Linked DNA regions of Homo sapiens: regions 1 and 3 are each linked to region 2. The links are chromatin loops, found by intact Hi-C in ENCODE. Cell type or tissue: PC-3. All regions are shown on one strand. Each heading gives the region's core, and the rest is flanking DNA. Links, peaks and the distances in the headings are about the cores only.

What was found. Peaks named below come from ENCODE experiments on the same cell type or tissue, not always from the same donor. Only the 100,000 strongest peaks of a DNase experiment are listed, where the experiment ranks them.
Region 1: it touches region 2 in a loop (2.5-fold over the local background); 1 of 110 quality-filtered maps calls a loop at or near these places.
Region 3: a loop joins it to region 2, with 17 times the contacts of the local background. A loop is called at or near these places in 1 of 110 quality-filtered maps.

The regions. Positions count from the first base shown.
Region 1 is chr9:29,277,082-29,287,308 of GRCh38, forward strand. No RefSeq gene overlaps it. Among named protein-coding and RNA genes, the nearest start is that of LINGO2, 69 kb to the left of the region's middle. In PC-3, for the core only: no CTCF peak of the experiment used is centred there; no DNase peak of the experiment used is centred there; H3K27ac peaks cover 418 bases.
Region 2 is chr9:29,393,443-29,403,669 of GRCh38, forward strand. No RefSeq gene overlaps it. Among named protein-coding and RNA genes, the nearest start is that of LINGO2, 180 kb to the left of the region's middle. In PC-3, for the core only: no CTCF peak of the experiment used is centred there; a DNase peak (open chromatin) is centred at 3,879; H3K4me3 peaks cover 1,313 bases; H3K27ac peaks cover 1,838 bases.
Region 3 is chr9:29,632,989-29,643,215 of GRCh38, forward strand. No RefSeq gene overlaps it. Among named protein-coding and RNA genes, the nearest start is that of LINGO2, 420 kb to the left of the region's middle. In PC-3, for the core only: no CTCF peak of the experiment used is centred there; DNase peaks (open chromatin) are centred at 4,703, 5,033 and 7,703; H3K4me3 peaks cover 742 bases; H3K27ac peaks cover 1,571 bases.

The DNA.
Region 1 (10,227 bases), core at 3,411-8,410, 110 kb before region 2:
AGTGTAAACAGTGAGGGTGCGGATTCAGGAATCAGGTAGACCTGGGTTCATATTTGGCTCTGTCACTTAGCTATTTGGTATTAAGCAAGTAATTTAGCTTTTCTGCACTCTGGTTTCTTGATCTGCAATGTCAAGATAATAATAATAGTATGTATTTGATTTTTCACATGTTTACAAGATTAGAAGTAACAGATGTAGAGCACTTAGCACAGACAAAGAGCTGAACATATGACAATTAATAAAGGATGTATTTAAATATAATTTTGTTCCAAGAAATGCTTATATAATGATATTTTGTTCTATAGATTTTTCCTAAACTTTGAGAAACTAATTTTCTACCTGAGAGAGGCCAAACTCAAAATCCTTCTCACTTTAGAAAATAAGCTGTAGAAACAGATTCTCGGTGGAATTGTATGTGTTTGGAAACCTATACATCAAACTAAAAATGATTAACTGAATAAAGAAAGAACATGGTTGTTTTTATTTCTTGATGGGATATCAACAACTCTGAGTGTAACTGTGTGATCCTTTTCACTAATACTCTGTCAATTCCTGTCAAAGCAGAAGAAAATGTGCTAGGCTGGTGTTGATGATTCACCCAGATCACTTAAACATCAATTTTTCAGGCACTTCTTATTACTTCTCTGTATTTTTCCCTGTGCAATTTTGAAATGGCTTCTATATTTTTTCTTTCCCCTCAGTTGAAAGCTAAACAGAAAACTAAATTCAAACACTCCCCATCCAAACAAAATACCTTGGAACGTGTACTTGTGCAGCATGATATAACCAGAAACTTAGATATCTGTAATTCTTTAAAAAATAGTATAGTCTGAAGGTTAAAAAATAGTATAGTCTGAAGGTTAAGAAACATTTAAAAATTATGGAATATTCACTTTTCTCTGCAGCCTCACCAGGACCTGCTGTTTTTTCACTTTTTAATAATAGCAATTCTGACTAGTTTGAGATGGTATCTCATTGTGGTTTTTATTTGCATTTCTCTAATGATTAGTGATGCTGAGCTATGTATGTTGGCTGCTTGTATGTTTTCTTTTGAGAAGTGTTTATTCATGTCCTTTGTCCATTTTTAAAATGGGGTTATTTGTTTTTTGCTTGTTGATTTTTTTAAGTTCCCTATAGATTCTGGATATTAGGCCTTTGTCAGATACATAGTTTGCTAATATCTTCTCCCATTCTGTAGGTTTTTTGCCCTGTCTATAGTTTCTTTTGCTATGCAGAAGCTCTTTAGTTTAATTGGTCTCACTTGTCTATTTTTTTGTTGTTGCTGCAATTGCTTTTGAGGACTTAGTTGAAAATTCTTTGCCAATGCCAATGCTGAGAAGAGTATTTTCTAGGTTGTCTTTCAGGATTTTTATACTTTGAGGTCTTACATTTAAATATTTAATCCATTTTGAGTTTATTTTTGCATATGCTGAAAAGTAGGGGTCTAGCTTCAATCTTCTGCACGTGGTTAACCAGATATCCCAGTACTTTTTATTGAATAAGGATTATTTTCCCCATTGCTTGTTTTTGTCAGCCTTGTCAAAGATCACCTTGTAGGTGTGTGGCTTTATTTCTGAGTTTTCTATTCTGTTCCATTGGTCTATGTGTCTGTTTATTTTGTTTTTGCTTTTGTTTTAAACCAGTACCAGGCAGATTTTGTTACTGTGGCTTTATAATATAGTTTGAAGTTGGGTAATGTGATGCCTTTGGCTTTATTCTTTTTGCTTAGGATTGCTTTGGCTATTCAGGCTCTTTTTTGGTTACATATGAACTTTAGAATAGTTTTTTAAAATTTTTATGAAGATCGACATTGGTGGTTTGATAGGAATAGCACTGAATCTGAAAATTGCTTTGGGCAGTATGGCCATTTTTACAATATTGATTCTTCTTATCCATAATAAGCATGAAGTGTTTTTCCATTTGTCAGTGTTTTGTAGTTCTCCTTGTAGAGATCTTTCACCTCCTAGGTTAGCTGTATTCCTAGGTATTTCAATTTTTTGTGGCTATTGTATATAGGATTGTGTTCTTGATTTCACTCTCAGCCTGGTCGTTATTGGTATATGGAAATGCTACTGATTTTTGTACATTGGTTTTGTATCCTGAAACTTTACTAAAGTTGTTTATCAATTCTAGGAGCCTTTTGGTAGAGTCTTTAATATTTTCTAGGTATACAATCATATTGTCAGTGAAAAGAAATACTTTGACTGCTTCTCTTCTTATTTGGATGACTTTTATTTCTTTCTCTTGCCTGATTGTTCTGACTAGAACTTCCAGTACTACGTTGAATAGGAGTGGTAAGAGTGGGCATCCTTGTCTTGTTTCACTTCTCCAGGGGAATGGTTAGAGTTTTTGCCCATTCAATATGATGTTGGCTGTGGGTTTATCGTAGAAGGCTCTTATTATTTTTATTTTTTCAAGATAGGGTCTCACTCTGTCACCTAGACTGGAGTGCAGTATGATGGTCCCCACTAACCACAGCCTTGGCCTCCTGGGCTCCAGCGATCCTTCCACTTCAGCCTCCCAAGTAGCTGGGACTACAGGTGTGGACCATCACACCCAGCTAATTTTTGTATTTTTTGTATAGACAGTGTTTTGCCATGTTTCCTAGGCTGATCTTGAGCTCCTCAGCTCAAGCAATCTGCCCCCTCAACCTCCCAAAGTTTTGGGATTACAGGCGTGAGCAACCACACCCAGACTGCTCTTATTATTTTGAGGTATATTTATTTCATGCCTAGTCTGTTGAAAGTTTCTTATCATGAAGGGATATTGTACTTTATTAAAACCTTTTTCTGCATCTATTGAGAAGACCATATGATTTTGCTTTTGATTCTGGTTTATGTGGTGAATCATTAAATTGGTAAATAATGTAGTAAATCAATAAAATAAATGATAAATCAACATTTATTGATATGCGTATGTTGAATCAGCTTTGCATCCCAGGAATAAAGCCTACTTGATTGTGGTATATTAATTTTGATGTGCTGCTGGATTTGATTTGTTAGTATTTCGTTGAGGATTTTTGTGTCTATGTTCATGAGGGATAGTCCAGCCACTGTGGAAAGCAGTTTGTAGATTTCTCAAATAACTTAAAACAGAAACCCCATTCAACCCAGCATTCCCATTACTGGGTATGTACCCAGAAGAAAATAATTCTACCAAAAAGACACTTGTACTTGTATGTTCATCACTGCACTCATCGTAATAGCAAAGACATAGAATCAACCCAGGTGTCCATCAATGATGGAATGGGTAAAGAAAATGTTATACATATACACCATGGAATACTGTGTAGCCATAAAAAAAAATGAAATCGTGTTCTCTACAGCAACATGGATGGAGCTGGAGGTCATAATCCCAGGCAAATTAATACAGGAACAGAAAACCAAATATTTCATGTTTTCATTTATAAGTGGGAGCTAAACATTGAGTACACATGGACATAAATATGGGAACAAGAGACACTGTGGACTACTAGAGGGTGAAGCGGGGGCTGGGTTACAAAACTACCTATCAGGTACTGTGCTCAATACCTGGGAGATGGGATCTGTACTCCACACCTCAGCATCATGCAATAATCCCCATGTAACAAATCTGTACATACACCCTCTGTATCTAAAATAAAAGTTGAAACAGAAAGATAGAAATGTTGGAAATTTCCAGGAAATACTAGTTTATTGCCATCACTAAACTGAATAAGTTTATTATCCTAAAACTGGGGTATTCTTTTCCCCTCTAATGGTCCACCTAAGAGAGATACTGATTCCTATGACTCATAGTTATTTATACCCTTAATTAGCATTTTTTGCATGAGAACCAATTTATGTAAAATAAAACTATTTAAAGTGACATTTAACAAAATAGTTTTAAAATATATCTTTTAAAAAATGATAAATGATCATTTAAAAATATCTAAACACTACAATAGAATTAAAAAAAACACCAATACCAAGAGAGCGTATCATTTAACAGGAAACAAAAACATATTCAATTCTCTTTTACTTTACTAATTCCCAAAGGGAAAAACTAAATGTATACAACTCTAATAACTTTATTGTACAAAATACTTCTAATGGAAAAAAAAATTGTGTGTGTGTGTCTGTGTGTTTCATATTAGAAAATTAGCAAGAAGGAGGCAGCTTTCTAAATTCTTATACTGAAATTTAATTGAAGACCATATTGTGAGCTCCATTTGACTCATGGATCACAACTTGGTAACAGCTGATATAAACCTATAGCCTACACATCATATTATTTGTTCTTATTTCCAATTCTGCTTGTATGTTTAATTAAATAAGTTCCACTGCCAGTTAGGACTAGCAGCCTCAAGGTTTACCCTTTGATTTCAGTCAACTTAGTGATAGGTTTTTCCGTGGGAACAGTGCCCCTAGGATGCCTAGACACAGCCCACAGTCCCAATGAAGTCTGCAATTTTGTGCTACTGTGTACCTTGGAAACATATCTTTTAACCATCCTCTAGACCCTGGTTTTGCAACTTCAGAACTATTGACATTTCAGATCAGATCGTTTTGGGTCTGTGTTGAGGGGAGGGGTGTTTTGACAATCATTAAGCCATATTCCTGGCTTCTACCCACTAATTGCTAGTACCACAAGCCTCTGTTAGTGACAACCAAGAATGCCTCCAGTCACTGTTAAAAGTCTCTAAGGGGCAAAATTAACCCAAATTAAGAACCACTGTTCTCACCCTTAACTTTGTTGATTGATGATCCGAAGTTCTTACCTTTTTAAGCAATATATCAAATATTGTATATCTTTAAAATGTATGAAATTCCATTCTAACACATGGGGTTTAATTGTTTATTTGTTAATCCTTTGGATGGGTGCTTTGAGGAATGTACATGGTTGGGCTCATTGAAAATATAAAATTTCATTCTTAATAGTCATAACATTAAAGTTTAATGTGAAGAACATTTACCATGGTCCCTTTTGAAGGACTCTGAAGCATAAGGCATACTGAAAACACAACACTTAGCCAATCAAAAATCCTACCTCTTGAAGAACCAGACTCCTTAAGAAAATAATGTTCTATCTTCACCCTAAGGAAATATAACTCGAAATTTTGTCCTAAGAATGTGGGCAGCAAACGGTAACTTACAATTATTGAAAGATCAAGCCCTAGCTTTTTCTCTATTGGAGTTTCTGTTTAAAGGAGAATGTGTAAGGCCTTTAAAATATTTAAGAGGTCTCTAAAAGAAGGAAGTGGAGAGAAACAAATCATGACTATACAACCCTCAGGCTGATTAAGTCAGAGCTGAGGAAGCATTTTATTTCCTCTCTGAAGTCCTAATCTTTTTCTCCTAATTGTATTTTCTTAGGCTGATATGCTTTAAATCTCAGATCACCTAAGTCCTGATTTACTAATTGTCTATTCCATTTTTTCAATCACCCTTTCTTCTCTAGTGTATCACTTCTGACAATCTCTCCTTTTCCTACTCATTTAACCTCAGAAGTGTGATGTAGATCCAGGATTCTATTAGAGAATGAGGCAAAATATTACTAAACTAACCAACCAAATATATGTACTATGTATTTTTTACTGCTCTAAATATAGTTATTAGCAGAATATCTCATTTTTAAATCAGGAGTTATGCTATATATTTAAAACAAAAATATGAACAAATATGAGACTTATCGCTTACTGAATTCATGATTTTGAGCAATTCCTTTATTTCTCTGAACTTCAGTTGCTTTTTTGGTCAGTGGGATAATTAGGATAAATGAGAAAAAGTAAGAACTTTTCAAGGTTATGCATACTCATTTTGCATATAATAAATGCAAAAACATCAGTCCTTAGTAGGTATTCAAGAAGAAAGTCTCCCATTCCCAGTATCTTTTACAATGAAAATAATTTATGATTTCATAAACCTCTGCTCTGGCTTTTGACTGAAAATTACTTACTTCTAATTTCAGGGAAAGTATATTGAAGCCAGTACCAGCACTTGGATTACCAAAGCAAAAACTGACTGCTAAAACTGTCAAGTGACAGTAAGTGATTCAACCTTCTTTTTACTGGATTGTTTTCTGGTTAAGTTAACACACATTTCAAAACTTAGCCAGAATCGCTGCCTTTTGGCTTTGACATAGAACTTAAAGTGATGCTATTTCAAGGGAAACTGCAATGCAAAGGATGTTATGTTGCCTTTACTTTAAGGTTCATTCACTCTGACTTTTACATGACTTGTTAGACATTAGCCTCCCTGTTTTGAAAAGGCCAGGTACATCAGGGTTAGTGCAGAGGGTGAACACTATTAGTTTGCACTTTATCACTGTCATCCAGCTGCTGAATGGCTGCATTTTACATTATACAGGTAATGAAAGATGTCAGAGCTATTTCAGGGAAACGGTTCCTTCACAAGTCAAAACTCAACAGAGGACTCATGGTTTCTGATTTTCAGTAAGAAAAAGTTTTTCTGTCTAAGTCCCTCAAATAGCCTGCATTCAATTTTCAATGAGAATATAGTAATAATTGTCTGAGCGCATATTGTTAAACAATTAATGAACTCTATGACAGAATTGGTTCAGAATTTATTATTTTAAAATGTAAGTAAATATAAGATAAACTAAAACTTTGCTTCAAATATTTGCTTTAAGCTGGATTTTAATCAAAACTAAATATCATAATGAGATGCACATTGTGCTGTTATTCATTCTTTTTGTTAACTCAAATGACTTTGAAAACTTAAATAACAGCATGTTCGCTCAACACTGTGCTGATCTCACTTGCTCCCATCTAAGCACAGCCCAACAAGCCGCCATACCCAAACTCTGACAGTTTATTGGGGCATTAAGCAAGGATTTTATTTTACTTTATTACATCTTATCACACTTTTCATTTTTTATTCCACTATGGTAGGCTCATCTTCCTCTCACACTGCCAGAGGCTACCGATCTGTAATACAGCTCAGCTTCAAACCCACTCAAAAGAAGAAAGATCAAATGAGTGAAAATGGAAGCAGACCATAACCATTGCTTCCATTCAAACTCATAAAATTTCTGCACCCGTGGGGGATTTCTTAAGATCCTAAACACAGTCTTCAGGGAAGAACATGAATTATATGTAAGGAGATTTGGTTTCCAATTCTGACCCTGATGTTTACTAGCTGAAAACACTAATATTTCTGGTATCAATATTTCCATATTTACACATTAATAATTGGACTAGATAATATTAGGTCACTTATAGCTTAAAATATTATTCATCAAACAATAAGAGACTGCTTACTTTTTAAGTAAATAATTGTGTACATGCTCTTTGTTCTCAGTGAAATACAAGCAGATTTTTAAGCTCTTGGAATGTTTTGGCAGTAATATCACTTTATAAGTAAATATTTGCTTTTGTGATGGTTAATTTTATGTGTCAACTTGACTGGAGCATGATTGTTCCCAAATATCTGGCTAAACATTATTTCTGGATGTGTCTGAGAGTGTCTCTGGATGAAATTAGCATTTGATGGGGTAGACTGAGTAAGGCAGATTGCTATCCCCAATGCTGGTGGGCATTGTACAATCCTTTGAGGGGCTGAATAGAATACAAGGGTGGAGGACCGCAGAGTTCACTCTCTTTGCCTGACTTATTGAACTGGGACATTGGTCTCTCTTGTCCTTGGACTGGGACTGACACCATCAGCATTCCTGGTTCTCAGGCCTTTGGACTTGGACTTGAAATACACCAACTTTCCTGGGTCTCCAGCTTATGGACAGCAGATTATGGGGCTCCTCAGCCACCGTAATTATGTGAGGCAATTCCTTATAATAAATCTCTTACTAGATATACAGTTGACCATTGAACAATGTGGGAGTTAGGTGTGCTGACTGCTCCCCATGCAGTCAATAATTCATGCACAAATTTTTACTCCCTAAAAGCATAATTACTAATATCCTACTATTTACTGGAAGCCTTACTCATAACAAAACAGTTGATTAGCACATATTTTTATGTTATATGTATTATATACAGTATTCTTACAAAAAAGTGAGCTAGAGAAAAAAGTTATGAAGAAAATTATAAGGAAGAGAAAATATATTTGTTGTTCATTAAATGGAAGTGGATCTTCATAGATGTCTTCATCCTCATTGTCTTTAAATTCACTAGGCTGAGGAGGAGAAAGAAGAGGAGGGGTTGGCTCTGCTGTCTCAGGGGTGGCAGAGGTGGCAGAGGTGGGGGGTGGGGCATGAAAGAGAAGGCAAGAGAGGTGGGTATACTTGGTGTAACTTTTATTGAAAAAAATTCACATATAAGAAAACCCAGGTAGTGCAACCCCATGTTGTACAAGGAACAATTGCATCTATGTATATATGTGTATGTGTATAAATATAGATACCGATATTAAGAAAGAGATATATCAATAGGATATATATGTGTGTATATAGACATACATAGTATATATCTAGAAAGAGATATATCCAATCAGATACATACTGTTAGTTCTGTGTCTCTGGAGAACCCTGACTATATATTTTTTTTCCAAAAAGTGGACTTTTCAAAACTAATGGCAAATTCTTAATTCCTTATATTGGATTATACATTTTTCATGTCATTCAAAACAATTTTGCCTATATTACCTTGTTTTTTATTTATTTTTTCCATTTTTTAAGAAATTTGGGACTCACATGATATAACTGTTAAAAATCAACATCTTATTATGACATATAGTATATGTGCATAAATATTACTTTGCAGTTTAATAATAGATGTAATGAGAACCCTTTTATTGTTACTATCACACAGATGAAGTACTAGACCATTCCCGGAGGTCTTCCTCTGTCCCTTTTCTGTGCCAATTATCAGTTAATTTCCTCACACTTTCAATCAAACCCACCCTGTTTTATCTGCTCTGCCACAAGGAAGTTTTAAGCATTTTTTTCTTTGCTGCAAGCACAATATTAAGCGATGTCAATAGAGGGCACTGGAAGAACTTCGTGGGAGGAAGGGACTTCTGATTCCAAAGGCCAAGAAGCCTTTGGCTTCTTGCTCCTACTGTGTGGTTTGTAAATATGTGCCACCCTGATGATGAGAGGATTCTGAACATGGTGGTTCCTGGACTCCCTCTTTGCATTTATGAGCCAATGTTGGCCTTGGCCTTCCTGTACTCCAGAGGGGTTGTCCAGTGATTGTGGGCTAACTTTGGCTTGGAAAACTTAGTAAGGTTACTATCTTGTGGGATGCAACTACACCTTCTCCAACGATGAACCCAGTCTTGAGAAGGGGTACTCCTTTCCAAGTCCGTCCTTCCATAACTACTCTCCCTCAACCCAACAGTATTCTTCAGAATTCTGCCTACATATCTATAATTACTCCTCTGGTATAGCTCTTTAGATCCCGACTGACAAACCTTGAAAATCAAAATGCCTTTCCCAATTACCCTCAAGGCAGCCACTATTCTGACTCATTTATAAAGATTGTCTTGATTTCCTTTATAGTTTTGTCACCTACGAATATATTTTTAAACAACATAGTTTCATTTTGCCTTTTTTAGAACATTATGTAAACTCAGTCTGTAATCGTTTTTATTTATTTTTTGTTCAAAATGATGTATTCTAGAAACCCTAATGTTGCTGTATATATGGTCTGCTTTATTCACATACCCCCAATGTATTTTCCATGGATTGTTGCCAGTGTTTGACAAGTATGAGCAATTGCATATATATATATATATATATAATTATATGATACATATTATTATATTTTATATATTATATATGTATTGTATATAATATATTACATATATATAATTTTTTAGAGTCAGGCTCTCACTCTGTAACTCAAGCTGGAGTGCAGTGGTGCAATCATGGCTCAATGAAGCCTCAAACTCCTGGGCTCAAGCAATCCTCCTGCCTTAGCCTCCTGAGTAGCTAGAACTACAAGCATGCACCACCACTGAAAAATTGCCTTTTAAACACTCTTTTACTTATTGCAAATCACTGTTTTTATCTCTATGAACTATGTGCAGGGGTGAAATTTCTGAATCAAAAGGAATACATTGTCAACATTTCTAGATTATGGAATATGGATTACCAAAGAGGTGATACCAATGTATTAATACAATCCCTCCAGCCATACAGAATTCTTGTAGCTCTATATCCTTGTTAATACATTTTAATATTAAGAAAAATGCTATTATTTAGTAATAAGTACTGAAGTTTAGCACCTTTATACATATTTATTGGTATTTTGACTTCCTCTATGGCAAAATAGAGCCTGTATTAAGC
Region 2 (10,227 bases), core at 1,882-6,881:
AGTTATACTGATTAAAAATTAAAAAAAAAACAAAACTACATCTATTTGCAAATACATTGATTGTCTACATAGGGAACATAAAGGAACCTATAGAGAAAATCCCACAACTAATAAGTGAGTTTATTAGGAGGCAGAGGTGGGTGGATCATGAAGTCAGGAGATCGAGACCATAATGGCTAACACGGCGAAACGCCGTCACTACTAAAAATACAAAAATAAAAATTAGCCAGACGTGGTGGCACGCACCCAGCTACTCGGGAGGCTGAGGCAGGAGAATTGCTTGAACTGGGAGACAGAGGTTGCAGTGAGCCTAGATCATGGTACTCCACTCCAGCCTGAGTGACAGAACGAGTCTCTGTCTCAAAAAAAAAAAAAAAAAAAAAAAAAGAGTTTAAGATGATTGCAGGAAACAAGATCCCATGCAAAAATCAATTGCATTTCTTTATAGTACAAATAAAGTGGTGGAAACCCAATTATTAAAAAAATTGATGACTATTCAAAGCAAAATGAAGTAATTAGATATAAGTGTGATAACACATGTACAGATCTTTATGCTGAAAATTACAAAACGCTGGTGAATTTCATTAAAGAAAATCTACATAAATGGAGAGAAATACTGTGCTCACGGATTGGAACACACAACATGGGAAATACAATATATCAGTTCTCCTCAAATTGATTTACAGGCTTAACACAATTCATATCAAAATTCCAGAAAGGTTTTTTTGTAGATATAGATGAGTTTATTCTAAAATTTTATGGAAAGGCAAAGAAACTAGAATTGTTCGGTGTATTTTGGAAAAGAATAAATAGTTACCCTATACATTTTTAAGACATTTTATAGCAACATTATTCAAGACTGGGTGATATTACTAGAATAGAAACATCAATGAAACAAAATAGAAAACCCAGAAATAGACTCAAAGAAACAGTTTTTTGAAAAAGGTTCAAAAGCAATTCATGGAGAAAGGATAGACTTTTTAGCAAATTGTGCTGAAGAAAGTGGACATCCTTAACAACAACAAAATAATAAATCTTGACATATGTCTTACACCTTATACAAAAATTAACTGGAAATGGATCATAGACTAAAATGTAAAGTGTAAAAATATAAATCTTTTAGTAAAAAACATAGAAGAAACATGTTGACTCTAAAGAAACAACTGAGACTTGACACCAAAAACACAATCCATGTTAGGAAAAAAAAATCAATTTGATTTCTTAAAAATTGCAAATTTTGGCTTTTAAAGACCGTGTTATAGCATGAAAAGATAAACTACAGATCAGGAGAAAAGTTTTTGCAAATCAGATATCCAACATATCCAATAAAGGACTAGTAACGAGAATATACAAATAAATTTCAAAACTCAACAGTAAACAAATTATATATATACAATTACATATATAATTAAAACATATATATATGTAATTAGGAAATGGGCAAAGGTCATGAGGAGGCATATCACCAAAGAGGACATAGAGATGTCAAATAAGCCTGTGAAAAGATGTTTAACATTATTAGCCATTAGAGAAATGCAAATTAAAATCCCAATAAGATATTACTATATTCCTATCATAATGGTTAAAATTAAAAACTGCTGACAATACCAAATGTTGATGAGAATGTGGAGAAACTGGATCCCTTACATTATTGGTGGGAATGTAAAATGACATGGCGAGTCTGGAAAGCAGTTTGACAATTTTTTAAAAAGAATTAAACATGGGCTTACCAAATGTCTGAGCAATTGCACTCTTAAGCTTATTTTCCAGAGAAATAAAAACTAAGTATATGCAAAAATCTATACACAAGTGTTTATATCAATAGCACAAAACTAAAAAGGCTCAGATGTTCTTCAACAGGTTACTTGTGAAATAAACGGTGACATATCCGTAATATAAAATACTATTCAACAATGAAAAGGTACAAATTGTTGATACATACAATAATCTGAATGAATTGCTAGATTATTATACCAATTTAAAAGCTAATCCAAACAGCTTGCATACTATATATAATTTCATTTTTGTAACCTTCTTGAAATAACCAAATTATAGAAATGGAAAACTAATGAGTGGTTGCCAGCAGTTAAGGAGGATGTGGTGATGTAAGGGAACTGGATGTGTCTATAAAGGAACAACATGATGGATTTTTATGGTAAGAATATGTCCTTGACTATATTAATGCCTATATCCTGACTATATTAATGCCTATATCCTGGTTGTGATATAGTACTGCAAGATGTTACAATCTGAGGAAACTGGGCAAAAGATAATGGAAGCCCTCTCTTATTTCTTACAACCTCATAAAAATCTACAATTAAAAATAAAAAGCTAACTTGACAAGAAAAGGTAATCTGGAAAGTGTAAGTACTTTGTTATTATTAGAGAGTAAGTGCTTATTGAAAGATATCAGGAAATGTGAATTAAATAATATGTAGGCTCAGTAGAACTTGAAGTTCATGATATAAAGTGTGAAACTTATTTTCCAACTGATGGTGGATGGTGCAGCATTATATCAATCAGTATTCTATTGCTGCTATAACAAATTATTACAACCTTAATGCCATAAAATAACACAAATTTATTATCTTATAGTTCTAGAGGTCTGAAGTCTGAAATGAGTTTTACTGAGCTACAATTAAGGTGATAGGAGAGCTTTTTTTTTTTTATTCTGGTAGCTGTATTGAAGAATCTGTTCCCTTATTTTTTCCAACATCTAGAGGCTGTCTGCATTCCTTGGCAAATGTCCTTCTCCTCCATTTTCAAAGCCAAGAGCGTAACACCTTCGTGTTTCTCTGACTCTGAGCCCTCCTCTGTTTCTATTTTACTTTTAAGGACCAATATAATTTCTTCATCTTAAGATTCTTAACTTAATCACATCAGCAAAAACCCTTTTGCCATATAAGCTAACATAGTCACAGATTCCAGGGATTAGAACATGGACATTTTTGGGGGAGGGGCATTACAATGGGATGATTATTACAAATGACTTCTGAGATAGCTAAAGGAATTTAAGGCTAGTTTTATCCATTCTACCCAATAATTTGTTGGAATTGAGTAAAATTGACTAGCAGTTTTGTATAGTGTTACAATTTGCCTATTCCCCCAAGTCTTCCAGCCCTGTATTCAAGGCTGAAGCTCAAAGTAGAGAAATATAATGATCTAGATATTATTTTTTTCCTCCAGATTGATATGGCAGATCATGGACATTCTTTTAAAGACTTCTGTGGACATGGTCTTACATTTCAATTTTTGTTGTTGCGTCATTGGAACTACATCAAAAATTCCCAATGAGCAAGATGTGCACATCGATAAATTTGATAGTACGTAATTCTCCCCTCTCCTGTTCAAATAAGCAAGATCCATGCTTCATTGCTCTGTCTTCTATGAGACTGTCATTATTGAAAGGGCTGCTGGTGGTCTTTAATGCTTTCTTATTTTATGCCAAAGGTTTATTTAGAAAACAATGTGCCAATTACAATGCACATTACAGTACATTTATCTGTACTATCTTGAGGCAGATATTAATAGGGTAATTCTAAATGTTCTACCATACAAAATTTACTATAATTAACTTAATCAAAGTGAAGAAATTCATTATAACTTTCACTTTCCTTTTGTTTTTAACCATGGAAATACACATTTTATGAAATTTTCCATATACAGGCTGTCATCTACTCTCTTTTTTTCATGTCTGTAGGTGAAATAACCATAGACATGACTCTAAAAATTGATCTCCAAAGTGTTGTACAAGAGACTTGCATAATCAGATTTGTAATATAGAAATAACATTTTAACTGCAGTATGACGGATGTGTGATTTCTGGAGTAAGAATGACTTATATTTATCTTTCCTGGATTTCTTGGGATATTTCCGTTACAGTACATTCAGCACTCATGAGAAATTACCCTTGGATATTGCTCAACATCACAGGTATTAGTAAAAGGAACATAAACATGCGTTATATTTATTTAATGTGTTGTGTTAAGCCTTTATTTATCACAGAAAGTTTGCACAGAGGTATTTCTCCTAATCAGAAAATGTGAAACTCTACCAAACTAAGCTGTCTCCATGGTTTAACCAACTATAGTGTCATTTCATGAAATTTTAATGCAGTTAACAATAAATTGTAAATGAGTGCAGTGTTATTACTTGTCATGGAGTAGCAAAAAGAAAGCAGTAGAAATGTGAATTGCAACGCCAGTGAAATTAACATTTAAAGCAGCAATCAATGAAGAGTATCATTTACAATCTCAATGAGACTCTCAATATATGCTAGACAAGGAATTAATGAAGAAAAACTTCTAAGCCTGTAATCCCAGCACTTTGGGAGGCTGAGGCGGGCGGATCGCGAGGTCAGGAGATCGAGACCATCCTGGCTAACACGGTGAAACCCCGACTCTGCTAAAAAAAAATACAAAAAAATTAGCCGGGAGTAGTGGAGGGCGCCTGTTGTCCCAGCTTCTCAGGAGGCTGAGGCAGGAGAACGGCGTGAACCCGGGAGGTGGAGATTGCAGTGAGCGGAGATCGAGCCACTGCACTCCAGCCTGGGCAAGAGAGTGAGACTCCATCTCAAAAACAAAACAAAAAAAAAAGAAAGAAAGAAAAGCTTCTAAAACTTTGGCTACAACTTACATGGTACTTGAAAGGAGCACTAATGTCAACTTGCTGACACCATTTGAAGCTCTCCTTTCAGGAGCTGTAAAAAATTTCCTCTCCACCATTACTGTATAACTATTTGAAATGATTCATTCCTGATGTGGAAGAACTTTAATATCATACCTTATCATAAATTTAATAATTCCCTAGCATCTTTGAGATGGTATGAAATTTTCCTTAAGTCAAATAAAATGTGAATGGCAAAGACAAAGTGGAAATTCATTTCTTGGTTTCCTGGCCCCAGATATTCTCTACTAATATATATATTTTATTTTTAGGAGATAATTATTCTCTGTTTTTACACAAACATCTCCAGTATATTTTGGAGGCCATAATTACTACACTTAATGTTCTAACATTCGGTTTCAATTTCAGTGTTCAATTTATTTCTCTCATGTAATGCATACTCCTAAATATCTTTAACTTTTATATCTTTCCCCTCTATAAACAACATATCACTTTTTTTTTTTTTTTTTTTTGACGGAGTCTCGCTCTGTCGCCCAGGCTGGAGTGCAGTGGCGCGATGTCGGCTCACTGCAAGCTCCAGCCTCTCGGGTTCACGCCATTCTCCTGCCTCAGCCTCTGGAGTAGCTGGGACTACAGGCGCTCGCCACCACACCCGGCTAATTTTTTGTATTTTTGGTAGAGACGAGGTTTCACCATGTTAGCCAGGATGGTCTCGATTTCCTGACCTCGTGATCCGCCCGCCTTGGCCTCTCAAAGTGCGTGGGTAAGCCACCGCTCCCGGCCCAACATATCACTTCTTTAAGAATCTTAGCCTTGCAAGTTTTAGGTGTATTTTGGTAACTTGTAGCTACTTCAAAATAATTATGGAAGCATTTTAGTCATATATATGTTTTTTTTCCTGAGGGAATGTCCAGAATTTGTTCCACAGGCACCATCCTTAGGGATGATATCTCTGATAGTTTTCCTGGTCTTCAAATTCTAGCAAAATGTACACATTGGTGGTACTGTCTTCAACATGCGGAGCTACCATGGAGTTAATTAATTTCCGAATTCCTCCAAGAATCAAAACAAAGACATGGACAATGATAAAACTTGTCACAAGGTGCTGCTTAACTGATCACTAAACTCGGGGTACCAGAATATTGAACAAAAGTATGAACTAGGAAAAATATAGATCAGAGAGGACTTGAGTTAGATGTTTACTTCAAAAATTTAAAAATACAACAAATTGGGTAAGTTAAATGAGTGGAACATTTCAATGAATAAGAAATATTTGATTTTTCTAGCATTTTCTTTAAGTATAATGATATATACAGGTATTATATTATACACATACATACACACATACATGTACAAATATAGTAATCTTAATTACTAAATAGAAATTACTAAGTTCTAATAATAAGCATTATACTGGTATTAAATTCCTATTTTGACATTCAAATTAATTGGTTACCTTACTCAGACTAAAGGAATTCAGTAATCTATCTTCTTTCAAAATTTCTTGAATTATCCATTTTATGGCATCTAATTATCATTTTCTTCCAATGTTAAATATTAATTTTTTTCCTCCTACATGCAATGAATGATTTTTGTATTAAGACGTTTAAAACACATCAAATTCTCATTTCATTGTTGAGACTTACTCAAAGTTCAGGCCTCACTTATGGCTATCCTCACCTAACATTTTTTATATCCTTCAATATTTCTTTTCTAAAAGCATCCTTCCTTTTATTCTAGGGAGAAAAGGCAGTGAAACATTTTTCCCTTCCTCTTTCTTCCTGTATTCTTTAAGGGTCTTGAATTCTATCCTCTGGGTATCCCACAGCAATAGGAAAGTGGTGGCTAAATATCTATCTAGCTGTTATCACTGGGGTTTCAATATTTAACTCTTAAGACAGGGTTATGTTTATTGTCATGTTATTATATAGAGCCTGGATAATTACTTTCTAAGTTTGTAGTAGAGGCAATGTTTAAACTTGACAGGGAACCAAACCATAATGGCTTTTAAGATTTCTGCAATATCTATGATTATTCAATTGGGCCTTACTTAGCCAGTATGTACATTTGAAGCACAGAAATTATCCATACCAGTTCATACCAGAAACAGAATATCAAACTCAAATAGAAATGTAAAGCTCTGCTCAAACCAGGCCTCCAAACACAAAATTGTTTTCAGAATCAGCTCAACTATTCAAGCCCACCAATACTCTGGAGGATAAGATTCAAGGAATGTCTCCATTTAAGGCCAATAACTGAGCTCAAGTACTTAAATCTTTCTATTCTAAAATATAAGACTCCTAGGAGAAAACCTAGGAAATACCATTCTGGACATTGGCCTTAGGAAATAACTTATGACTAAGTCCTCAAAAGCAATTGGAACCAAAACAAAAATTGGCAAGTCGGACCTAATTAAACTAAAGAGCTTCTGTACAGCAAAAGAAACTATCAACATAGCAAACAGACAACCTACAGAATGGGAGAAAATATTCTCAAACTATGCGTCCAACAAAGGTCTAATATCCAGAATCTAAAAGGAACTTAAGCAATTCAACAAGGAAAGAAGAAATAACCCCACTAAAAAGACATGAACATATACTTCTGAAAAGAAGTCCTGCAAGCGGCCAACAAACATATGGAAAAGTCCTGAATACTACTAATCATCGGAGAAATGCAAATCAAAACCACAAAGAGATACCACCTCACACTATTCAGAATGGCTACTATTAAAATATCAAAAAATAAATGCTGGTGAGACTGCAGATGAAAGGGTACACTTAGACACTGTTGGTGAGAATGTAAAATAGTTCAACCACTGTGGAAAGCAGTTTGGAGATTTCTGAAAGAACTTAAAGCATAACTATCATTCGACCCCACATCCCATTCCTGGGTATATGTCCCACAGAAAATAAAATTGTTCTACTAGAAAGACACAGGAACTCATATGGTCATTGCAGCACTATTCACAATATAAAAGACATGGAATCAACCTAGGAGCCCATGAACAGTGGATTAGATAAAGAAAATATGGTACATATACATCATGGTATACTACACAGCCATAAACAGAATGAAATCATGTCCTTTGCAGCAACATGGATGCAGCTGAAAGCCATTATCCTAAGAGAATTAACACAGGAACAGAAAACCAAATACCATATGTTCTCACTTATAAGTGAGAGCTAAACACTGGGACTCATGGACATAAAGTTTGCAACAATAGACACTGGGGACTACTATTGAGGTGAGAGAGAGAAGGGGCAAGGGTTGAAAAACTATTGAGTACTATGCTTAAAACCTGGGTGATGGGATCAATCATACCCCAAACCTCAGCGTAACACAATACACTCATGTAACAAACCTGCATGTGTACCCCTTTATCTAAAATAAAAGTTGAAATTGTCAAAATAAATTAATAAATACATAAAAAGTAAAATAAAACCAGAGTAAGGCAACCTGTGAAATGATTGCAGCAAATTTCTGAGGAAATAGGAAACAATAAAAGAAATCTGGTAGGCATTCTACTTGTCCAATGAGATTGCAGCAAGCTTTTCTCCAATCGTTTTGAAACATTTCAGATTTTGAGGATGAACTCTCACATCTTTTTTTTAGAGGCACAAACTGGAGAAGTAAAACCAACCAACAAACAAAAATACATGAGAATATTCTTTAGGGATAGAATGCATACCTATTGATGCACATCAGCTACAGCTGAAAACCAAACTTACTGTTCATTGTGTACTGAATCAGAGAGAAAGTATTTCCTAAACTAGCAGGGAATATTCAGTAACAGAAAAGTAAATAGTCATATTTTCCCTTTCCATAAGCACATCAGACATATACATTTACCTGGACATGGTGGAAGAACTAATGGTTTTTTTGTTTTGTTGTTGTTTTTTTTTTGACAAATATTCCTCATTATTTTCCTCATCTCAATGTGTTTTCCATATACGTGGACCATCGTGTAAATGCCAAAGCTATTCAATTAACCAACTAGCATGGTACATAGTGGTCATTATGAAAAGCTGATATTAATATTTCATGCTACAAATTTGTCATGGAATTACAGTAACAATTTGTAAAACTGGAGTTTCAATATTTTACCCAAAAATAGTCATTGTGGATCAAGTAATGGGAAGCAAAACATTTCTTTTAAATAAAAACAACATAGTAAGTACATTGGTAACATTAGGCCTAACGATGGGAAACCAAAGCAAAATGGATGTGATTGAATTGAGATATAAACCAGACTCTTTTCAATGAAGTATGGGATTTTTACTTATTTTATTTTATACATCCCTACTTCAATTTCATCCTTTTTCTTACTGATCCGTTTCCTTTAGGATACTGGCAAAATAGGAGATTATAACTTGTGACCTAGATCCCAGATTAACTTTTAGAAGAAACAAAGAAAAAAAGGTCAAAGAAATAGCAGAGTTTAGAGTGAATATCCATCCTCTAGACTTCCATATGGACTTTATCTGAAAGATTGAAAAGCACTCTTCAGTTTAATGAATTGAATATGATTGGGTTCTGGATTGAATTACTCAGTGTCATTCAGCCAGAAGTTCAACTTATTACTGCACCTGATTCCAGTTAAATATTTTATGACACAGACAACTAGAGAAATTTGGAGCTGCTACCATAGGAGTAGAAGCCAAAACACCTTCAGAGATGATTTTATGCAACATCATATCACCCTGTACCATTGAAACTGCAATTATCGGCTATAAAATTGTTTTAATAGAGAAAATAATAATTTTCAAAAATTAAAAAAGTAAAGCATTTACTACCATGTTCTCTTCTACTTATGTGAATATACTTGGGATTATATAAATCTAAAGAAAAAAGGCAAACAGCTTGGGCACATTTATCTAAACACCCACAGAATTCCAGTTAGTATCTTGAAGTGTTCAAGCAGTGAATTTTGATATTTTATATTTTTAGAGGTAAGACTTATTATTGTTGCTGTTATTTTAAAAAGCTGGAAAACTCTCATAAACAAATATAATAGGATTCTCAATTATTTATGTGAAACATTGATAATTATAGACTCCAAAGAAGTCAAATCAACATTTTTCTCTTTTATAGTTCTCCTTTGTTTTATTCTAATGTGATCTTATTTCTGGTTCAGTTAGTCTTGACGTGACCAAAAAAACTGCTGAAAGTATATGGTTGATGGATGGGCTGGTGATAAAAATTAGTTTAACTTTCGTTCTAAATCTTCACACGTAGAACTTTTTTCTCTTCTACCTCCATGACTACCATGCAATAAAATAAAATGACTCTGTTATAGGAAAGATAATATCTAAGATTTATATTAGCATAATCTTTTTCAAAGCACTGTGGATTTTTTTATTGGTAAATTTAACATTTGTAATTTTAACTGTTCTCTCATTCTCTAAATAAGGTGTGATTTCACTGAGAAAAAGAGTGAAATCCTATGCCAAGAGCTAATGCACATGAGATTCGCATACTTCCAAGGAACATCTATCTACAGAACCAACCCCTCTGTTTTTTTTCAGTCCTTTTTAAGCCCTGAATATAGTGATTATGAACGTCTATTAAAAATGGCCTCTAAAAGTAAGCAGATGTTCCTAC
Region 3 (10,227 bases), core at 2,934-7,933, 240 kb after region 2:
CCTCAGCCTTCCTCCTAACATTATAATCCATGTAGCCACTACAAATTGACTGAAGTCTTTATGAAGATGAAACCTATTGTGTTGTCTTTTTTAACCAGAGAACTGCTACATTTCTAATAGGTATTTATCACTCAGTGGATATTTTCATATTCAGGAACAACATGAGAGGTCATTTGAGACTTAAAGAATGGAGTTAGATATTTAGGAATAACTCGTAACTGAGTGTTCTTTCAAGATACTTTACTGTGATTGTGCAACTCCAACAATTTAAGTCACAAGGCCTGACTAGTAACTAACCATATTCTGTTTTTCTTATTTTCCTAAAATATAGTTTGATGGAAGCTGACATTTAAGGGACAGCCTTATAAGTACTACTGTTAATAAACCATAGGATGGTACCTAAATGTAAGTGGACACTGCTAAATGGAAAACAAAAAATAAAGAGATAGTTCCAGGATATGGCAATCAGGAGAGCAATTAGGGAAAATTTTAAAAAAAGTAATAGAAAAGAGAAATGAAGAACTTTGATTTTGGACAAGTTTAAATGAAAGAGATGGCAAGACAAAGTGAAGGAGATTATTTCAGAATAAGTCAAATGACCACAGATAATTAGCTGTGGTTTGTCATAGGGATGGACAAATAAATTTGGGTTTTAACAAGAATGCGAAAATGTCATCAAACTGACATTGAATAAAATGAGTAGCAGGAAAGAATACAAAGAGCAGAGGAAAAGATACATAACATTGAGTCAGGATTCTTAATGGAAACTTAATTTCTAAACACAGGCGAGAAAAAAATGAGTTAGCAATGTGAAGAGACTAAAGGGCCTACAAAGAGAATAAGAGAAGTAATATGAAGAAGCTGGACTTAGAGAAACTGAAACGAGAATATTGGGTATTATGAGGAAATTATCCAATACTTTCAGGAGAAAGATGAATTATCAAAACAGAAGAAGGTTTCTTCAATAATACATTTAAATTAATTTTATGTGTTTCAATTTCTGAATTTTCTGTAGATTCTGAGGAAAACATTTTTCAATTTGAATAACATTTTTGGAAAAAAAAGTCATACTTTTAGTATTTTTAAAAATGTTTTGCCATATCATAGGACCAATAAGAAAGAGATTTCTTTCCATAAGCTGTAGATATGACATTTGAACCTAAAGTAACTGCCAGTCATCAATGCCATAGCCAGATGCAGAATCAGCACCCAACAGACCAGTACTATCTTTGAATGAAGTATCCGTGTTCACCTTTCACAATGTTAATGGATCTAGACTCATGAGATTCTTCAGCCTAACCTAGCCCTGCAATTCATTCAACTGTTACTACTTTTAAAGATTTCATGAGGAAAAGTTAAAATTTCCCAAAGTACAACAGCATAATGATTTTGAAACCCTATCTGCTGAGAGTTGATGGCCCAATAGTTAAGGTTCAATTAACCCAATTAGAGTCTGTGTATTCCTTTCAAGAAACCAGAGACAGTTGTGTACTTAAGCAAGTACACTAGTGTGTATCTATTTTTTTATTCCAACATTTCACACCATGTATATTCATGTTTCTATTTTAACTTTCATAGAACTTTTCAGTAGTATAAGTTAGATAAAAGCAAGAGTGATTACTCAGAGCTTCATGAAGATGGAATCATCTAAAACTTATATTTGTGCTAAAATGATAGGGAGCATATGGCATAAACAATCAAAGAGAAAAAAACTGCATTTCAAAGCCTAGTAGATTTAGATATCACCCAACTAAAATTAGTATTAGCAGTACCATGTAATTTTTATATGCTTATAGATCTTTATAAGTTCTATAAGAAGTTTGTGTATTTTCAAATGAGAAAAATAAGTAATCCAAGAGAAAAATAATTACTTTCAATGAAATAATAGGATCTGATGAAAGATCACAGCAACATGAAAGCTTAGACTTAAGGCAGGAAATAACTGGACTTCTAGTACTGTCTCCTTGACAGTCAATTGTTTGGTTTTAATAGCTGGCACAGCCCCAGCAATTTACATTAGAAAAGGCAAATTATCCTTCTGTGGTATTTCCTATAATCTAGTAGTTCATTATCAAATAACACACACCCTTATTGGATTACCATGAGTAGCCATAATATTTTGTTTTCTTTGAGTTGTGATGTTGGAAGGTGAGAATGATAATTGTATTTTTGTATGGAACTTAGCTTAGGTACATATCTGCATTTTTATAGATTAAACTATCATATATATCAGTCCCCAAAAAAGTAAAATGAACTAAGAAAGTTTATACAATGACCCAAAAAATATTATCCTAAAAACACAGAAAATGTTGGTATCATTTTTCTAGATCACAAAATTTAACCACCTATTTTATTAATGTTTACAATACTTCTTTCTGAAGCATGTTTTAGTAATGCCTCCTAAATTAGCTAGAACTATCAAATTTAATTCCAAAATTAATATCAAATCAAATTATCTTCATGTCCACTATCACTAACCAAGGAACAACTCCATAATGACAGCTATCGAAGAACAATCATATAGTAAAGTCAATTGATGCAGAAAAAAAGCATCTGAAAAAAATCTAATACCTATGCATCATAAAAGCTCACAGCAAATTAAGGTTAGAAGGACATTAAAGTTTACTTAATGAAAAACATCTCCAAAAACTTACTGCTGACATCACACTAATTGTGAAAGGCAACACTTTCACTGTAAGAACATGAATATGGCAAGAATGTCTGCTCTCATCATAATATTGGGAGTTGAACGATGAGAACACATGGACACAGGGAGGGGAACATCACATACCGGGGCCTGTTGGAGGGAGAGAAATAGGACCTAATGCACCCAATGCATGCAGGGCTTAAAACCTAGATGACGAGTTGATAGGTGCAGCAAACCACCATGGCACATGTATACTTACGTAACAAACCTGCACATTCAGCACATGTGTCCTGGAACTTATAATAGTAATAATAATGGAACCTCTAGCCACTGCAATAAAGGAAAATAAAGAAATAAAAGTTAAAAATAGAAAACCTTGGAAAGGATGAAAGAAAACTGTTCCTGTTTGCAGATGACATGATTCTCTACCTAGCAACTCTACAGGGATCTATACAAAATAGCATTCCTAGAATGAAGAACTGAATTCAGCAAGCCTGCAGGATATATGATCAAAATAGACAAATCACAGCACTAGCATAGTTAAAATCACCTTGAAAAGGAATAATAAAGTAAGGGTTATCACTAACAGATATTAAATCTTACTATATAGCCAAAGCAATCAAGACTAAGGTATTGGCAGATCACAGACACAGATTAATGGGACAGAATGAAGAACACAGAAAATAAACCAGACCAACAAAAATATGCTCAGCTGATTTTTGATAATGGTGTAAAAGCTACTGAATGGAAGAAAGTTTTTCAAATAATGGTGCTGGAAGAATGGAACATCTATAAACACATGAAACTCGGGCTCCAGGACTCGAGTGCTGGGGCCTATTCCTCCCTGTGCTTTGAAAGGCAGGGCTCCAAGTTGGTGTGGATGAAGATGCTTAAGGCACCAGAGAGTGTCCTTGCTAAGCACTGCCGGTACCTGTGAAGGAAGCTCTTATACGTAGGCCTCATCATTTACATGAGCTATGGCAGCCATCGTCTGGAAAGGGTACAATGTGGTTCATGCCTCCAGGGTCATGATAGGACTCACTGACTCAGCTGATGCTGCCGGGGACCACAGTGGGAGACTTCAGCATCTACATTAGCAGGAACATCATCCGTGTTAGGAAATCCATGGATGGGTCCCAGAGAGATATCCAGCTGTTGGTACCAGAGCAGTGAGCTGGTGAACTGGGCAGTGGAGGGCCATCACAGCAGTGCCTACCCTGCCTGACAGCTCTTGATCACCCAAGCATCCCATCAGGACCAACTGCTTTGGTCACAAAAACTCAAGCAGGCACCCAATTCTGTCTCTCCCAAAACACATCCAGGTCGACCTTCTATCCACCTAGACTCAGAGAAGTTTGAGCCACCAACTTTATGTTCCTTTTTGTATCCTAATCCAGCATAAAACTGAACAAAATTCTCTTTGTGCCAGATAAACTTCGGGATGTATTCAAAAGTCGGTAATGTGACCTTCTCCTTCTCCAAAGAAGAGACATTAAAATTCACGGTGCCAAGCAAAACAAAACAGAACAAAGCTAAAATAACAACAGCAAAATTCCCACAGAACTCAATTTACACCTAATACAAAAATTAATATGGACCTAAATGTAAAATGTAAAGCAATAAAACTTTAGAAAAAATTAGGGAAAGTATTCAGGATTAATATTTAGCCAAAGTGGGTGTTAGACTTGACACCAAAAGCATGATCGTAAAGAGGAAATATTGATTAATTGTACTTCATTGAAATGAAAAACATTTGCTTTGTGAAAAAATCCCTTGCAGAAGATGAAAAGGTAAATCAGGAGAAAATATTTACAAGCCACATAGTCTACTAAGGGCTAATGTCTGGAACATATAAACAACTCTAAACCTCAAAAGTGGAGACAAAAACAAAAATCAAACTACAAAATGTGCAAAAGACACAACAAACAATTCCACATACGCGTCCTTAGAAATGAAGACTGATTTGTAAAAATTTTATTGCATCCAATAAACTCTGAGTAACTCTTCTAATCTGAATAAATCCCTACTATGTATACTGTCATTGTTTAAACAAACACACATTGACAAAGATGGGAATTTACTGTCTTCTGTGCTGCATTTTAAATCTTCCCGTGTTCTTTTTATTTTTATACTTAAATTAAAAAACTTGGAGTTTCAGCTTTCATTTATATTTGAAGTGTTGAAATGTGTTTTATTCACTTCTGTCTAGATGTTATCAGAGAAAAGCTAAATTCTGTTTTTTGTAGAACTTACAGAATAACTTCTGAAGTTCCCCTGACAAGCCTATCTAATCTAGAATCTTGATCAAATTGTCTTATTTACTTTTTACATATATAAATCATTGCATGTATCTTGTTAATTTTATAGGCTCACAGTTGAGGAATTTGTCTTGGAATTTGCCTTGGGTCTCATCCATATCTGATTCAGAAGAGACTCTGGATTTAGGACTTTTGAGTTGGTATTGAAATAAGTTAAAACTTTTGGGACACTGGGATGGAATGTATTTTGCAATGAGAAGAACCTGAATTTTAAGGTTGGGGCAAAATGCTATGGTTTGAATGGGTCTTCCAGAAAGCATGTGCTGGTAACTTAATCTTCAATACAACAGTGTGGATAGATGGAATTTTAAGAGTGATTAATATGGTCTAGGTATGTGAATATCTAATACCAAGTTATGGACTAGGCATTCTCTGTAGTAGGAAGTTATTCACTGTGTTGTGCAAAAAGAGATCCAAATTTACCAAAACACAATCCAATAGAAACGATTACCTACTGATTTATATTACTCATACCAATACTCAGAGCCCAAGAGCATTGCATTTATATGACATTTCCCCTGATTATAAGATCAAAATATTGCTGTTAACATAACTTCAAAAGACCTTTGGGCATCAAAGACATTGGAGTGTAAGGAGCAATGAATATTTTGTCACTGAGCAGGTATGTCAAACATAAAAATGACTGAAACTTAGAATGTTCACTTAGCTGAGATTTTATATTTTTAACATCCCATATTTTCAGAAATTTATTGGTTCAGCTCCAAAAGTTAATTATAAGAAATGTTAGAAAAAAAACATAGTTACCAAAGCAAGTACAAAATTTTAACAGGTGGATATGTCTGAATTTTTATGTATTTTGCTTCCAGTTAGGAAGGAAGATGATGATACACCAAGATGTACTCAGCTCAGTGGCTCAGGCAGAGTGAGAAGATTCGGATATTTAAATTTGACCTACAATCTTATAGGAAAAAAAGAGATCAAAATGGGTGGATCAAGAGAGTAGACCGCATGAGGATACTTACTGTCCTTCACAAATTTCTTTAAATAGTGTTTCTTCATCTTTAATATTTTCATTTTAATTATAGAGAGAACTTCTAAACATCTCTATCCAAGCAATAATTAAAAACTCTTAAATCAGAATATATAAGGGGGTGATATTAGTAACTTTCAAAATCCCCATATAATTCAAACTTCCACCAAAGTTGAGAACGCTACTTAAAATGGCGGAAAAGTATTTTTATGGGGATTGTGGCACACCAGAGATGAAAAGTAAAAAAAGAAAGCAGAAAAAAATCTTTCCAGGAAGATGGAGTAGATGTATTTTTTCCTAGTCTTCTCACTAAGTAGAGCTGAGAGCCTTGACATATATATATATATATATATATACACACACACACACATATGTATGTATACACACACACACACACACACACACACACACACACACAAAATAAGATTTCTCTGAAAGGTCAGTAAAAGAAAACTGCTAGGGACCCCAGAATCCAAAGAATGACATGATAATGAGCTTCTTGGGCTTCATATAACCTAGAACTTAGGCCTAGATTTGCTAACAACCTGAAAACACCAACAGAGAAATACAAATCCACAAGTAGAACTGGAGACTAACACTTCTCTCTTAACAATTGATTGACCAGCTAGACAGAATCAACATGACATAAAATAATCCAGTAACATCTGCAGCCCATAAGATTTAATTGGCATTCATACAACATTCCATACAAAAACATCAAAATGCACATTGTTTTCAAGGGTCCACAAAACATACTAAAATAGAGTGTACCCTGGACAATAAAACAAATCTAAGCAGATTTAAAAGTAATTTAAATTATACAGAATGCTTTTTCCAAACACAATAGAATCAAACTAGAAACCAACAATAAAAGAAAAATCTCCAAATTTTGAAAACTAAACAGGAAACTTCTAAATTTATGAATTATAGAGGAGGTCTTAAGGGAAACTAAAACACGGTGAAATAAATGAAATTTAAAATGTAATATATCAAAATTTATGTGACACAGGTAAAGCAATGCTGTGAGGGAAATTTACAGCAGTAAGTAGACATACACATTCCAAAAGAAGAAAAGTCTTAAATTGATAAAATCTATGGTCCTACTTAAAAAACTTAGAAGAGCAAGATTAAAGATAAACTCAAAGGAAACAGAAGAAACGAAACATTGTACATAGCCAAAATTTATGACATTGCAAAGGAAAAAGCAATAGAGAAAAATCGATAAAAGAACTGGTTCTTTGGAAAGATCACAGCAACTGACAAAGCTGTAGCAAAACCAACATCAAGGTCAAGAAAAAAATTCCTCTTTGCCTTCTGAAAGTTTACTGAAAAATCACTGAGAAGGGACAGATTAACAGGAAAAAAGGCACATAAATTTATTTTATCATAGTTTTACATGGCATGGGAGCCTTCAGATTGAAAATCCAATGATAGAGGGAAATTATCTATTTTTTTGCTTAGGTTTAACAGCATGAACAGCTATGCAGAAATTTGATTGGACAGAAAGGATATTATCTAATGTTAACAGCCGGATTGGCGAAACCCAGCAAGACCTGGCTGTCTAGATGTTTCTTGGCCTTGTGGAGCATATATTACTTCCTTTTGCTTATGGGGCTGGACACTGTCTAGAATGGGGGTCTCATGACTTACAATCAATCATCGTAGGTCAGACAATTTCTTCAAGGCCAGTTTCTTCACAAAAAGGTGGACGAGTAAGTCTGAGTAATATTTTTAAGGTTTTATGGCTGGCTTTGGTGAAAAGAGCTTCTGGTTTCTTATGACTCACTTTGGGTAAGAGGGATTCTAGTTTCTATGGCTAGCTTTGAGGAAGAATGAGACTGACAGTCAAAAGGGCAGGGGAAGATCAGGGAAAACTTATTCTGAGGCTGCTTTTGTGGACTTCATTTTGGGGTACTATTTACTGAGTCTCAACACCAAAAAAAAAAAAAATCACAAATCACCAAGATTAAGGACGAAACAAAGAACATGTCTACAGTTTGTAAACATCTAATGGATAATAGGAGTCGTACAAACACCTCTACGCACAAAAACTAATAACTTACAGAAAATAGATAAATACCTCACATAACCCTAGCTACCACACTCTTGAAATATGAAATAGATAATTTGAATTGTATTTAAAATTCATAATCTTAAAACTCCAATTGAAGAAGTATTCAGGCCCATATGGTTTCACTGGAGAATTCTACCAAATATTTTAAACAGAATTAACATCAGTTCTACACAATCTCTTCCAGAAAAGTTGACGTACAAAAATGATTCCCAATTTAATGAAGTTAATATTCCCCTGATACCAAAACCAAACATTTGGAAAAAAGGGAACTGTAGAACAATGAATACAGATGCAAACATTCTTAACATTATTATAGAATTTAGCAAAAAATTATATACCTTGAGAATACAGTACTTAAAAGTCAAAAGATACAATTCAGCACATTAGCATGCTAAAGAACAAAATCATATGATTATATCAAACACTGAAAATAAAGCGTTTGACAAAATTAACACCCATTCATAATAACACTCTCAAAACTTGAATTTGAAGGAAATTACCTTAAGTGGATAAAAAGCATCTATCAAAAACCTACTGCTAACATTATACTTAATGATGAAAGATCGAATGCTTTCCCTCCAGATTGAGAACTAAACAAGGTTGTCCTTTCTCACCAAACTTATTCAACATACTGTTAAAATTTATATCCAGTGAAATCAGGCAAAAAAAGAAAATAAAGAGAAAGACATAATGTGTTCATGGTTTGTGGTACTCAACTAGTGATGATACCCATTGTCTCCAAATTGATAGACAGGCTTAACATAGTCCCCACTTCCCAGCATATTTTTTTTGTAAAAATAAAAGACATTATTTCAAAATTTATATAGAAAGGCACAAGAAATAATTTAAAATATTCTGGAAAGAAAGAATAAAGTATAAGGAACCCCTAAACAATTACAAGATGTATACATAGCTCACTAATCAAAATTGTGATATTGGTAGAGGTACAGATTCAGAAATCAATATTACAGAATAAAGACACCAAAATCAATCCACAATATATGCTCAACCTTTGTTTCAACACAGGGTGTTGGAGCAGTTTGACATCTATAGACTAATCAAGACTTGTCTCTTACCTTATAAAAAAAAAACTTCAAAATGGATTATGAAGTTATACATAAAACATAAAACTATAATAAAACTTTTTAAAAAGTATAAAGAAAATCTTTTAAAGAGTTCTTAGTTTTGACACCAAAGGCACAATTTATAAGAGGAAAAGATGGTAAATTGCAATATATCAAGAAAATTATTAAATGCTCTAAAAGACTCTGTTAAGAGGGGAAAAAGACAAGCTACAAACAAGGAGAAAATATTTGCGAACCAAATTTCTGACAAAGGACTAATATCTAGAATATTAAAAATGTTGAAATTTAGTAAAAAGCAGACAAATTCAAAAGTGGTTAAAATATGTAACAGATTTTTACAGAATAAGTAAATGGCAAATAAGCATATGAAAACATATTCAGTATTATTAGCCATTAGCTAAATTAAAACAACAGTGATCTGTTTCACTATATACCTATTGATATGGCTAAAATGTAAAAAAATAGTGAAAACATAATATGCTTCTGAAGATAGAAACTAGATCATTTTGGATACATGGTAAGTAGGAATGAAAAATGATACAGATATATAGAACATTTTGAAAGTTTCTTTAAAAAAAAAACCCTCAACATGCAACTTCCATATGACCCAATGACCCAACAATTGCACTCAGAGGCATTTATCTCAGAGAAATGAGGATACATGTTCACATAAACATCTGTTCACAAATGTTTATGCTTAATTTCTGATAGCTCAAAACTGGAAACAATCCAAATATCAATAGGTGAAACGTTAAACTGTTCTACATCCACATAATACTACTGAGCAATAATAAAAACTATTGATACACACACTGAAAAATCCAAGTCTTCTGAGAATCATAGTGTTGCAAAAATATAAAATAGAAAAGTATATACTGTGTGATTAATGCATATCAGATTCTTGAAAAGACAAAATCATAAAACTGGAGAAGAGACTAGTGGTTGCTTCAGTTCAGTTTAAGAAGAGGGTGAAGGCGGGAAGGTAATGGTTGTGTCTCTTAAAGTGTTGGAAAGATCTTTCTGGTGATAAAAATGTTATGTATCTTAACTGTATCAATGTCAATATCCTGGTTGTGATATTATATTGTTCTTTTAGATGTTACTGGAGAAAC